Linked DNA regions of Homo sapiens: regions 1 and 2 are each linked to region 3. Evidence: chromatin contacts called from ENCODE Hi-C or POLR2A ChIA-PET data. All regions are on one chromosome and are shown on one strand. Each heading gives the region's core, a stretch centred on a gene start or an enhancer-like site at or near the end of the contact. The rest is flanking DNA. Distances are from core to core; before and after follow the strand shown. Region 1 holds the start of TRIM75 (tripartite motif containing 75). Region 2 overlaps TMEM192 (transmembrane protein 192). Region 3 holds the start of FAM218A (family with sequence similarity 218 member A).

Region 1 (3,869 bases), core at 496-2,995, 97 kb after region 3:
TTAAAATATACTATATTAAAACTCTATTATAGTTTAGAGGATTGAAAACATTCAGTTTCACTTTTTTGTTTGTTTGTTTTTGAGATAGAGTCTCACTCTGTCGCCCAGGCTGGAGTGCAGTGGCATGATCTCAGCTCACTGCAACCTCCGCCTCCCAGGATTCTCCTGTCTCAGCCTCCTGAGTAGCTGGGATTATGGGCGTGCACCACCATGCCCAGCTAATTTTCTGTATTTTTAGTAGAGACGGGGTTTCGCTGTGTTGCCCAGGCTGGTCTTGAACTCCTGAGCTCAGGCAATCCGCCCCCCCTCAGCCTCCCAAAGTGCTGGGATTACAGGCGTTAGCCACCATGCCTGGCCACTCAGTTTCATTTTTAAGACAGAACTCTCACTCATTTTGGCATTAAAACTCCTTTGGAGGAAAAATTGCTATATTTTGATTATTTCCTTTATAATCATATGGTGGGGCCAAAACCAAATGGAATCAGCTAATGGGTGGGAGGGACAGAATTGAGAAAGGATCACTTACCCTCAGAAATGTAAATTAATCCAAATAATCTGTTCTTTTACTTTGACTTCAGGCTCTGGGCTGATTACCTTTGGGAATTATAATGAGTGTTTATCTCTTGTCTCCCATTAGAGCCACTCTGGCCTTTGCCCCTGATACTCCTCTGAAATGCTCCCACGCATTTTTATCAGTCCCTTTACAGTTGTCCTGATCCCCTAGGAGCGGGACCCTGCTGTGGGCCCCGGACAGCTGCCCCTCAGTCTCTTTGGTCTCTTGGACAGATGACTCTTTCTCTGCCTGCCCCTTAGGACTCATGGCTTCTTGAGGATCTGTGTATGGCCAGTGTTGTCAATCTGTCTTCTGCTTTCACAGGACACACATGAAGCCAAACACAGCCCCCAGATTAGCATCCCAGGTGACAGCACTGGATTCTGAGGGGCGGGGGATGAGGGAGGACAGCCAGGGTCAGCTAACCAGGTGAGGGTTCCCAGGTGTCCCCAAGGAGGGTGTGTCAGAGCTCAGGGACACAGTGTGGGGCAGGACACCAGGACTTGATGGTGGATTTGTAGGGAGCAAAAGAAATGAGGGAAATCAGAGATGTCTTCTTGATTTTCTGCTTCAAATATTAGGTGAACAAAGATTCCATTGATTGAGGTGGAGAAGACTGGGAGACGGCCAGGTTTCTGGCTTCAGAGTTCAGGAGAAATCAAGATTCCTGTTTTGTTTTGTTTTGTTTTGCTTTTGAGACAGTCTCACTCTGTCGCCCAGGCTGGAGTGCAGTGGCGCCATCTCGGCTCACTGCAACCTCTGCCTCCTGGGTTCAAGCAATTCTCCCTGCCTCAGCCTCCCAAATAACTGGGATTACAGGTGCCTGCCGCCACACCCAGCTAATTTTTTGTATTTTCCACAGAGACAGGGTTTCACCATGTTGCTCAGGCTTGTAAGGGATATCTTTCAGCAGGTAGCCCAGTTGCAGGCTCTGGGTTGAAATCTCCTTTAGTCTTTCTCAACTTCTCTGTTCCTTTTCACTCATCTAAATAAGGTGGGCTCTGGTTATTTGCATGAGCAAATGCAAACCTGCCCTATTCAGTTATTACAAAAAAGACTCCAAAGTTCTTAGATCAAGGCCAAGGACACTTAAGTGCTTACAGGGAGGAAGCCTCCCCCACCCTCTCTTGCCCCTACCCCTCCCACTTCCAGGTGGAAGCTGGTCTTAGCTGGGTGGAGTCCTCACAGCTGCACTTTCCATGTGTGTTTAGTTAGTATCTAGTGTGTGGCCTTTTGCACGGATAAAGGACCGCCGCAGAGCTCCCCCTGCTCCAGGTAAGCTGGGAAGTGACATTCCGTGGGTGCGGGAGGCTGGAGTGTAGTGAAACCCGTGACCTCTTGAGCACCTGCTCTGTGCCTAGAGGGAGCTTGCACCTCACAAGGGAACCTGAATTCGGCATCAGGTTATTTAATGTTTTTATTTTCATTTATTTTTTTGAGACGCAATCACGCTCTGTGACCCAGGCTGGAGTGCACTGGGGTGATCTTGGCTAACTACAACCTCTGCCTCCTGGGGTCAAGCAATTCTCCTGCCTGTGCCTTCCAAGTAGCTGGAATTACAGGCACTCTCCACCAGTCAGGATAATTTGTGTATTTTTTTTTTTTTTTTTTTTTGAGACAGAGTCTTGCTCTGTTGCCCAGGCTGGAGTGCAGTGGCTATCTTGACTCATTGCAACCTCCGCCTCCCAGGTTCAAGTGATTCTCCTGCCTCAGCCTCCCCAGTAGCTGGGACTACAGGCATGTGCCACCATGCCCAGCTAATTTTTTGTATTTTCAGTAGAAACAGGGTTTCACCATGTTGGCCAGTATGGTCTCGATCTTCTGACCTCGTGATCCACCCGCCGTGGCCTCCCAAAGTGCTGGGATTATAGGTGTGAGCCACCGTGCCTGGCCCATTTTTAGTATTTTTGTATTTTTAGTCTCACCGTGTTGGCCAGGTTGGTCTCGAACCCCTGATCTCAAGTGTTCCGCCTGCCTCGGCCTCCCAAAGTGCTGGGATTGCAGGCATGAACTACCGCGCCTGCGGCATAAGGTTATTTTAAAACGCACGCCATTTATTTATTATGGTTCCTGATTTATTTACTAGTTTTGTCCTAAGTCACCGAAATGCTTACTAAAAAAAGTTAAGCTGAGAGCCCACCCTGTCCTAAGGAGTCAGAAAATGAGGTGACTGATATCTGTCTGGGAACATTCCCAGAAATGCTGGTCTGATGGCGAGTGTGGAATTACCTTCCAGGATGTAGCAGTGAGGGATGGTTTGTGTATAGAGTTGGGGGTGGGGTGGAGGGTTAGAGCCCTGATCCGAGGCCCTGAGGTCCCCATCAGGCTGTTTATGGACTTGATCTCCCTTTATTTAACCACTATTGCTTGCTTACAAAGGACAGACTAAGGCCAGGAGGGGTTAAGTAGCTCCCCCAAGGCCACACAGTTAATAAGGGAACACCAGGAATCAAACTCAACCATTAAAAAAAAATTTTTTTTTGTAGAAATGGGGTCTCACTCTGCCCAGATCTGGTCTTGAATTCCTTGGGCTCAAGCGATCCTCCCAGTTCTGCCTCCCAAAGCACTAATGTTACACGCGTGAGCCACTGTGCCTGGTAAGATAACTACTTTTTTTTTTTTTTTTTTGCGATGGAGTTTCACTCTTGTTGCCCAGGCTGGAGTGCAGTGGCACGATCCTGGCTCACCGCAACCTCCATGTCCCAGGTTCAAGTGATTCCCCTGCCTCAGCCTCCCGAGTAGCTGGGATTACAGGCATGTACCACCATGCCGGGCTAGTTTTGTATTTTTAGTAGAGACAGGGTTTCTCCACGTTGGTTAGGCTGGTCTCAGCTCCCGACCTCAGGTGATCCACCCACCTTGGCCTCCCAAAGTGCTGGGATTACAGGTGTGAGCCACTGTGCCCGGCGATAACTACATTTTACAAAGGAGAGGCGTTTGATACTGAGTCTTGACGCTGGAAGATGAGGCCAGAGGGGAAGCCTGAAATCTGAACAAAGAGAAGGAGCTAAGGAAAGAAAATAGTGGCAGGACCTGAGCTTTGCAGGACTCTGGATCAGCTGTCCAGAGATGCCTCAGGGCGAGAGAATGCACTCTGCTCCAGAAATTTATGCTTGATCAAGAAGTATGCTAGGCGTGGTGGTTCACGCCTGTAATCTCAGCACTTTGGGAGGCCGATGCAGGTGGATCACGTGAGCCCAAGAGTTCAACACAAGCCTGGGCAACACATGAGACGCTGTCTCTCTCTCCCTTTTTTTTTTTTTTTTGAGTCTCACTGTATTGCTCAGGCTGGAATGAAGTGGTGCGATCTCAGCTC
Region 2 (4,201 bases), core at 1,697-4,196, 120 kb after region 3:
TGTAAGCTGCCAACCAGAGTCTTTAATTTTTGTATCCTCAGTGCTAGCACAATTACCAGCCTGGTGAATAGAATGTTTAACATTTAAATTGTTTTGTTCATTTTTCTGTTTTGTTACTTCTTTTTTTTTTGAGATCGAGTCTAGCTCTGTTGCCCAAGCTGGAATGCAGTGGTGCAATTTCAGCTCACTGCAACCTCTGCCTCCTGTGTTCAAGCGATTCTCCTGCCTCAGCCTCCTGAGTAGCTGGGATTACAGATGCGTGCCACCATGCCTGGCTTATTTTGTATTTTTAGTAAAGATGGGGTTTTACTATGTTGGCCAGGCTGGTCTTGAGCTCCTAACCTCAGGTGATCCACCTGCCTCAGCCTCCCGAAGTGCTGGGATTACAGGCGTAAGCCACTGCATCAGCTGTTTTGCTACTTCTGATACTTAGTTTCATTTTCATTTATTGTTTGAAATGTTCATCATTGCATTCAGAAAAATGTTGATGATTATACAACAAACATGTTGATGATTACATAAGAACATAGGCACCCTAACTTTTTAACTACACTGTTCCTTGTAAACCAAAGTTCATCCTATAAATCTCAGATACTGACTATAGATCCAAATTAAATTTTAAAAATAAATAAGAGTTAATCATCTACCACTGGTGTTCCCTTTTGAAAAGAAAAACAACTGAAGGCAAAGTTTATAGGCTCTTCCAGAACAGAGAAACAGATTTCTAGAGAAGGCAATGGCTTTGAGATACATACACTTATTAAAAAGAAAGGAAGGCCGGGCACAGTGGCTCATGCCTGTAATCCCAACACTTTGGGAGGCCAAGGAGGGCGGATCAAAAGGTCAGGAGTTTGAGACCAGCCTGGCCAGCATGGTGAAACCCCGCCTGTACTAAAAATACAAAAATTAGCCAGGCATGGTGGCATGTGCCTGTAATCCCAGCTACTCAGCAGGCTGAGGTAGGAGAATTTCTTAATCCCGGGAGGCGGAGGTTGCAGTGAGCCGAGATCATGCTACTGCGCTCCAGCCTGGGCAACAGAGCGAGACTCCGTCTGAAAAAAAAAGAAAGAAAGAAAGGCGCCATTGCACTCCAGCCTGGGCGACAGGGTGAGACTCTGTCTCAAAAACAACAACAAAAAAAAAAACCCCCAAAAAACAAAAAAAAACGGAAGGGAGAAAGGAAATTTTAAAAATACAATTTGGCTTTAGTTTGTGAATGTTGTGTGCAGGTGACACACGATCTTTTTTTTTTTTTTTTGAGAGACAGTGTCTCATTGTTGCCCAGGCTGGTCTCAAACTCCTGGCCTTGAGTGATCCTCCTGCCTCAGCCTCCCAAAGTACTAAGATTACAGGCATGAGCAACTGCTCCCAGCCATACACAATCATCTTTATCTTAGTAGAAAACTTTTAGAATGCCCCGGCAATGGCTGTATCTAAAAGAAACAGGTATTTGCCCTCCATAAGTCAAATAGATGTGGCCAAATCAATATATCCCTTGCCTATATAGTTATATCGAACACATCCCTATATGGTTACATATCAAATATTGAATATTCAGCTAATGATCAAAAAAGATTAACACAGTCATAAATATCCCCTCCCCTCATATTCAGCCTTCAACCAAAAGTCTTTCTAAGGCAGCATATAACAGTGCTAACAGCAAACTGACAAATTAAAGGGGCATACTAGGAAAAATGGAGAAATAATGCCATTTGCTCTGAAAAATACTTCAGTTTTATCTTCAGAATCAGATATGTTTAATATCTGCATATAACTTAATATGCATTTCTTCCATTACAATTTTTAAGTATAATCCAAGGCTTTAAAAGGTATCTTTTTTTTACAGTAATTTAAAATTATAGAAGATGCCTTTCCTATAATTGAAGTTATTGATCAATTGAAGGTATAACCAGACTGAAATATACAGCAACTTCTTGAAGAATGGCAAAAATAAAGTGAAAGTTCTAAATTCTTCTCTGAATTTTTCAGCTATTGCTAATGGAAGGTGCTGCCAATATAATAGGCAACACAGGTTCGTCTAACACAGGTCGGTCTAACACTGGTCCAAGTAATCAATCATCATATCTTATTTCTTTTCTTTTTCTTTTTTGTTTTTTTGAGACGGAGTCTCGCTCTGTCGCCCAGGCTGGAGTGCAGTGGCGTGATCTCGGCTCACTGCAAGCTCCGCCTCCTGGGTCCACACCATTCTCCTGCCTCAGCCTCCCAGGTGGCTGGGACTACAGGTGCCCGCCACCATGCTCGGCTAATTTTTTTTGTATTTTTAGTAGAGACAGGGTTTCACCGTGTTAGCCAGGATGGTCTCAATTTCCTGACCTCATGATCCGCCGTGCCCAGCCCTTATTTCTTAAGAATAGAAAACTGTAGGAATTTGCATAGTAGATCACCTGGTGAGACCTCAGTCCTATGGTGAGAAAAATTCTCTATAAAAGCTATATGGTCCATGATGTCATCCAACACCACATAAGCATATAAAATACATGATAAGGCTCTCCAGGAAAAAATATTCACAAGAAATAATGACTTCTTTCATCAGCTTAAAAGTGGGAAGAACTTATTTGATTAAAACCCTGTTTAAAATCGATTGTCTTGTTAGACTTCCCCTATCCATAATGAAATCATTACAGGGTTCTAATGTCAGGTGGAAAAGTGTTGACTATGGAGTTGTTTAGCCTCTGATCCTAGGATAAACCAAGCAGTTAAATAATTTCCAAAAGTACAAACAGACATTCCCCTCAAGTTATCCGGGCTTCTACAGGTACTTTTCAAGTGACCCACAAGCCCTATATTTTAAACAGCCACAGAAGTCAGAACCAAATTCAGGTTTCCAACAAACACTGTAAAATGCTATTCAGCAAAAGCTGCAGTTCCCCGTGGCAGCTTGTCAGGTGGTCAGTCAGTCTCAATTACTCTGGGTTCCTCTGCAATTGCTGTCATGACCGTGAGCCTCTCACGTTCTACTTGGCTGACAGCCCAGGTCTGAGGAAGTGAGAGCCAACAATCGCTTACTCAGCAGCGCATTGTGTCGCTTCAGGTATTCAATGGTGTCTCCTTGCTTTTCAACAATTTCTTCTAGGCTTGAAATAGTTCTGCAAGTAATCAAGATATAAATGGGTTACACATATTCACCAATACTCATTAGTGTCTTTGCAAATGAGTACCTACTAGTTTTTAGTAAAGCATATTGTATTTGCCACCTTTTCTTAGATGTCAGAAGCCAGGGTAATATTGCCAAATAAGATTATTTTCATAAATCATTTTAGTAACTTCTACTCTTGAAATAAATTTAAAATGCTATAAACTTTCACACCTCTATGTTTTAAAAAAGGCCATCATTGCTTTATTTAAGAAGGATCCTAATTTGTTAGAGTAAGATAATTGAGTATAAGTAATCAACTTAAATGGCGTTTAAAGATAAATAAAGGCAAAATTCATTCAATAATCAGATGACGATTAAAATAGACTACTCTGACCATGGGAAACAATTTTTTAAATGTATGGCATTTGTTTATTTTTGCATTTCTCCTTTTTTCTCCCATACCACAAAAATGTATCTTTTTGCACCTGACACAAATAAAAATATTATATAAGTATATAAAACAAACAAAAAAAATCTAACTCCTTCCTACACTACTGCCCCAACCCACTTCGGTCTCACTGCTCAGAAGTAATAGCTATAAAGTGTTTTTAATTTCCTTCCACTAATTTAAGATATTAGTACTAGGAATAGTGATGATGATAATGATAATGACAATAATATGCCAGATGAATTTTAATGTTGACTAAAAATTGCCTATTCAAGAAATAAAATGTTATTGGATGTGTTTTACTCAGATATTCTATATGTGCTAAAAGGGAACTATTTCAAGGGATGGTAAGTGAGAAATTCAGCATGAAAAATATCACATGGGAATGGTCCCATGTGAACAAAAAAGATTTATTCTTAGAAATAAATAGTTATGCTTATAAATAATGTGGTTACAGGAATGGGCTATGTAACCACATTACTATTATTATTATTTTTTGAGACAGAGTCTAGCTCTGTTGCCCAGGCTGGAGTGCAGTGGCATGATCTCTGCTCACTGCAACCTGCACCTCCTGGGTTTAAGCGATTCTCCTGCCTCAGCCTCCCAAGTAGCTGAGATTACAGGCGCCTGCCACCATGCCCAGCTAATTTTTGTAT
Region 3 (3,773 bases), core at 252-2,751:
CAACCCGAGTAGTGTGGGAGGCCCAGGCAGGAAGATTGCTTGAGGTCAAGAGTTTGAGGCTACAGTGAGCTACGAACTTGCCACTGCAGTCCAGCCTGGGTGACTAAGAGAGATTCAGTCTCAAAAAAAAAAAAAAAAAAAAAACAAGTTTTCCAGAAGATATGTCTTTATTGGTGTTTATATTTACAGAAAACTTAAAGGGAAATTGAGGTTGATTTTCCTTGTCTTCATGTGACCACAAAAGGATGAAGAGAGGATATCAGGGACCAGCCCCAGATGACTCAGGTAATCTGAGACCAGGCCTGGGATCCACACACAAGACACACACACCCAGATGGAAGCACAATGCCTAGTCTCGCTCTTTCCTCAATCCCGATTTAAACTAATTTGGCAGTTTTATGAGATTAAAGAGGGTGTAGACAGGAAATTGGTAGAGGATGGAAAATCGATTAAGATTAGGGACAACTGTGAGGAGGAAGACAAAGGAGACAGAATCTGAGAGCCCTGAGGCGGACTGAAAACGGGGAGGCGGCTCAAAGAAAAGAGTAAGAGAAATGAGCTTTTCTGGAACGAGGCATTGATAACGCTGAAACATGATTAGCCTTTTGAAATAAATCTTTCGTTTATTTATTTTTTTGAGACAAGCTCTCGTTCTGTCGTCCAGACTGAGGTGCAGTGGCGCCATCCTGGCTCACTGCAACCTCAACTCCCCAGGTTCAAGCGATTCTCCCACCTCAGCCTCCGGAGTAGCTGGGACCACAGGGGCGGGCCAACATGTCCGGCTAATTTTTGTATTTTTTGTACAGACAGGGTTTCACCATGTTGGCCTGGCTGGTCTCAAACTCCAGAGCTCATGTGATCCGCCCACCTCAGCCTACCAAAGTGCTGGGATTACAGGCATGAGCTTCCATGCCGGGTATAAAAGGAAGCTTTTAAATTGTGGAGTATTTCATACATCCATAATAGTAGAGAGAACATTATGAAGAACGTACACATAAAAAGAAACCAATTTCTATCATTTGAATTAACAATCTTTATAACCCCAGCAACTTCTCCTGCCAATGGAGTAAATTCCCAGACATCTTATAATTTCATCTGTATATTTCATCTTATAATTTCATTATTTATTCCCTAAAAGACAATATCTCAATTATCATAGTGTTACTGTAACTTTTAATAAGCTGTTCAGTGGGAATTATAACCATATTTTTCTCCAACCAGTTATAAATAAGATTCAATAAATTAAAACAGCAACTGGAATTCTCTTCTGTTAAGGCGGGGCAGGGAGAGCCCTCAGTCTGGCACAGGTAGGGTTGGGTGGCAGAAGAGCAAAGCAAACAGCTGAGGTTCCTTCAGAATGCAACTTTCTCACAGAACACAAGGCTCTCAAGGGGCTTCAGCACCCCAAGCACTGCAGCGTTTCTCCCAGGAGGCTGGGCGAGTCCGTAGCGGAAGTCGGAGCGGCAGAGCAGTGATTGGGTGCGGCCGGCACCGTCTCTGGGCTTCGACTTCCGGGTGAGACCGTGAAGGTGTGGCGCGACGTTGGAGACCGGGGCAGCGCCATGTACCACAGTGGATGGAAGGATGCGCGGTGCGGCGGGGCAGCTGTCCTCTTCTCCCCGGACCCAGCGCCTGGAGAGCCAGCCCTGCAGGGTGGGCTGGGCGAGCCAAACTGCGTTCCTGGTGCAGGGCTTCGGGTCTCCCTAACAGACCTTATACGCTGACCGGCGGCCGCCATGGCAGTGTCTCTTTGCTCAGACATCCAGGGACGACCACATTCGTCCAACAGCGGTCGCTCCACCAATCCTGGGAGAAGCGAATCGTTTTCTCCGCGTGCCCTGTCAGCCGCTCATGGTGCCCAGAGAGGAATTTTAGTGGCAGCATTCCGGCTGTCACGCCACCGAAATTGCCAGGCCACTCCAAGTCAGAAGGACCACCAGGAAAAGTCAGGAAGAGAACCACCATCAGGTCCCAGCCTCTTTTTGTGACAAGGACTAGAGGGTTTGGGTCTGCAGTGGGCTGGCTCCCGCTGGGCTCACCTGTCCTATAGAGCAGGCTGCCTCAAGGAAGAAGCTCACAGGGGACATCTGACATCTGAAACAGCAAGTGTAAAATGCTTTAAATAAGCCAAAACTAAACCAATCGTTATGTTAACTAAAAATACATGAATGCTACCGAAGATAGTCGAATATTAGAGGAAGAGATTAAACTCTGATTTTGAGCACTTTGTGCTTTATTCGGAAAATGAATAAGATGCAGTTCTGAAAACCTGAAAATATAAAGAATAGGATATGATACGCACACTAGATGAAAACAAAACTTTCAGACCATATTTTCTTATTTAAAGCTCTAATAAGTGAGATAGCAGAGTAAACTATTCACTCAAATAATTAGTAACTGATATAAGGGTATGTATCAATAACAGGTATTAAGACAAAAACTTTATGAGCTTTTCCATTTTAACAAGGGATGATGATTCTAGACTTCTGCCACAACATTATGGTCGACAAAACATTCTTAATTCATTTTACATAGATCTGACTCTAGATTCTGAAACAGCAAGTCATAATCTTGTATCTCTAAAGATAGAATACAGTGCGATTTGGAAAGACACCACAAAAACTCATGATCCAAAAAAGATTAAGGCTGTTATTACCAGGAGGAAGAGAAAGAGGACAAAATCAAACTGGATAGATATAATAGAGTTGTTTGTTAGAATTGTCTTCCCAGGAGATGGAAAAAGACGCCATCACAATAGGATTCATGCTTTAGTTTTCAGCTATAGAAATGTAATAACTTTGCCAAAGTAATTACACTACATAGAGTGGCAATCGTTCTATTAAAAGTAAGACCCAGTAATGTTAGGATTTGTTCTGGACAATGAAGGGGATGAGGTTTAATCTTATGACTTGAATGCCAGGTCTGAAATCTTTTCTTCAAGTGATATTTTTATGAAACTACTTAGGCTGTGTTTCACACTGGGTATGATTTCTAACCTCTTATAACCTGTACAGTAATAGATTATGAAGGATGAATTATTTGAAAGCTATTTTGTATTATTTAGGAGAGGAGCTCTTCAATTCTGAATTGTCTGCCACTTACAAGCAGAAGAAAGTTTTTTTCTTTCATTATTTTAGCAACTATCAATAAAACAGTATTAGAAATGCCTACTCTTCAGAGATGTAATGGGAATAAATTGTAAAGTACTTTTGATATTCTAAGATGAAAGATGGTATTACACAGTCAATAATTCAATGCTTCCCACATTATGAATTTTATCAAAATTATGTAGAGAGCTATTAGTTCATTCCAGCAACAAAACAGGCTTATATAAAAACAAAAACCTCCTGGGTCATGCCATCCTACACCAAATTCCTGTTAAACAGAGGCATGATTTATTCCAGTGACCTTGCTATTTCTTCATAACTGTAATATGTCTAATGTTAGACATTTTAAATTAACATTCTATTAGATAAACTGAGAATTTAGGTCTCTCGCACCACCCAGGCACATACTCTATCTTTCCCCACAAATATCCAAATATGGTAATATAATTGGATTAATACGTTCATATGACTATATAATTGTTCACAGCTGAGCCACTTAGGTGCTATAATTATAATTTCTTTGATACACAAATTTTGTTTTATTGTGATTAAAATTGCCTGATTTCTTACTTGCTGCATTTTCTGTTTATCTCTTTCAGCCCCATATCTGCTCATCTCTAAAGTTCCTTTCTAAACTCGACATGTAATTTGTTGATTATATTCATT

What was found. Hi-C counts contacts between places; a loop is a spot of excess contacts on that map. ChIA-PET counts read pairs that join two places held with the same protein, here RNA polymerase II (POLR2A). Pooled maps may share reads with other maps.
Region 1: a map of dorsolateral prefrontal cortex shows a loop between it and region 3 (1.9-fold over the local background). The contact joins the promoter of TRIM75 here to the promoter of FAM218A in region 3. A Hi-C loop is called at or near these places in 1 of 168 maps with a recorded cell type or tissue (dorsolateral prefrontal cortex). POLR2A ChIA-PET finds 5 or more read pairs at or near these places in 1 of 52 experiments (GM12878).
Region 2: a map of colonic mucosa shows a loop between it and region 3 (2.4-fold over the local background). The contact joins the enhancer-like site here to the promoter of FAM218A in region 3. A Hi-C loop is called at or near these places in 3 of 168 maps with a recorded cell type or tissue (Right ventricle myocardium inferior, colonic mucosa and naive thymus-derived CD4-positive, alpha-beta T cell), 1 of 37 single-sample maps with no recorded cell type and 8 of 50 pooled maps. POLR2A ChIA-PET finds 5 or more read pairs at or near these places in 2 of 52 experiments (MCF 10A and activated T-cell).

Annotation. Positions count from the first base shown.
Region 1 is chr4:165,052,121-165,055,989 of GRCh38, forward strand. It overlaps TRIM75 (tripartite motif containing 75), which reads left to right and starts at 1,746. Exons shown (of 2, transcript NM_001396070.1): 1 at 1,746-1,828.
Region 2 is chr4:165,076,690-165,080,890 of GRCh38, forward strand. TMEM192 (transmembrane protein 192) reads right to left here. Exons shown (of 6, transcript NM_001100389.2): 6 at 1-3,107. The coding sequence ends at 2,969. Among named protein-coding and RNA genes, the nearest start is that of TRIM75, 25 kb to the left of the region's middle. Within about 2 kb of position 2,947, at least 2 of the 41 ENCODE cell types and tissues checked have a DNase peak (open chromatin) inside an H3K27ac peak, as active enhancers do.
Region 3 is chr4:164,955,447-164,959,219 of GRCh38, forward strand. It overlaps FAM218A (family with sequence similarity 218 member A), which reads left to right and starts at 1,502. Exons shown (of 1, transcript NR_160935.1): 1 at 1,502-3,685. It also overlaps a transcript of TRIM61 not described here. RefSeq lists enhancers at 1,252-1,301, 1,602-1,761.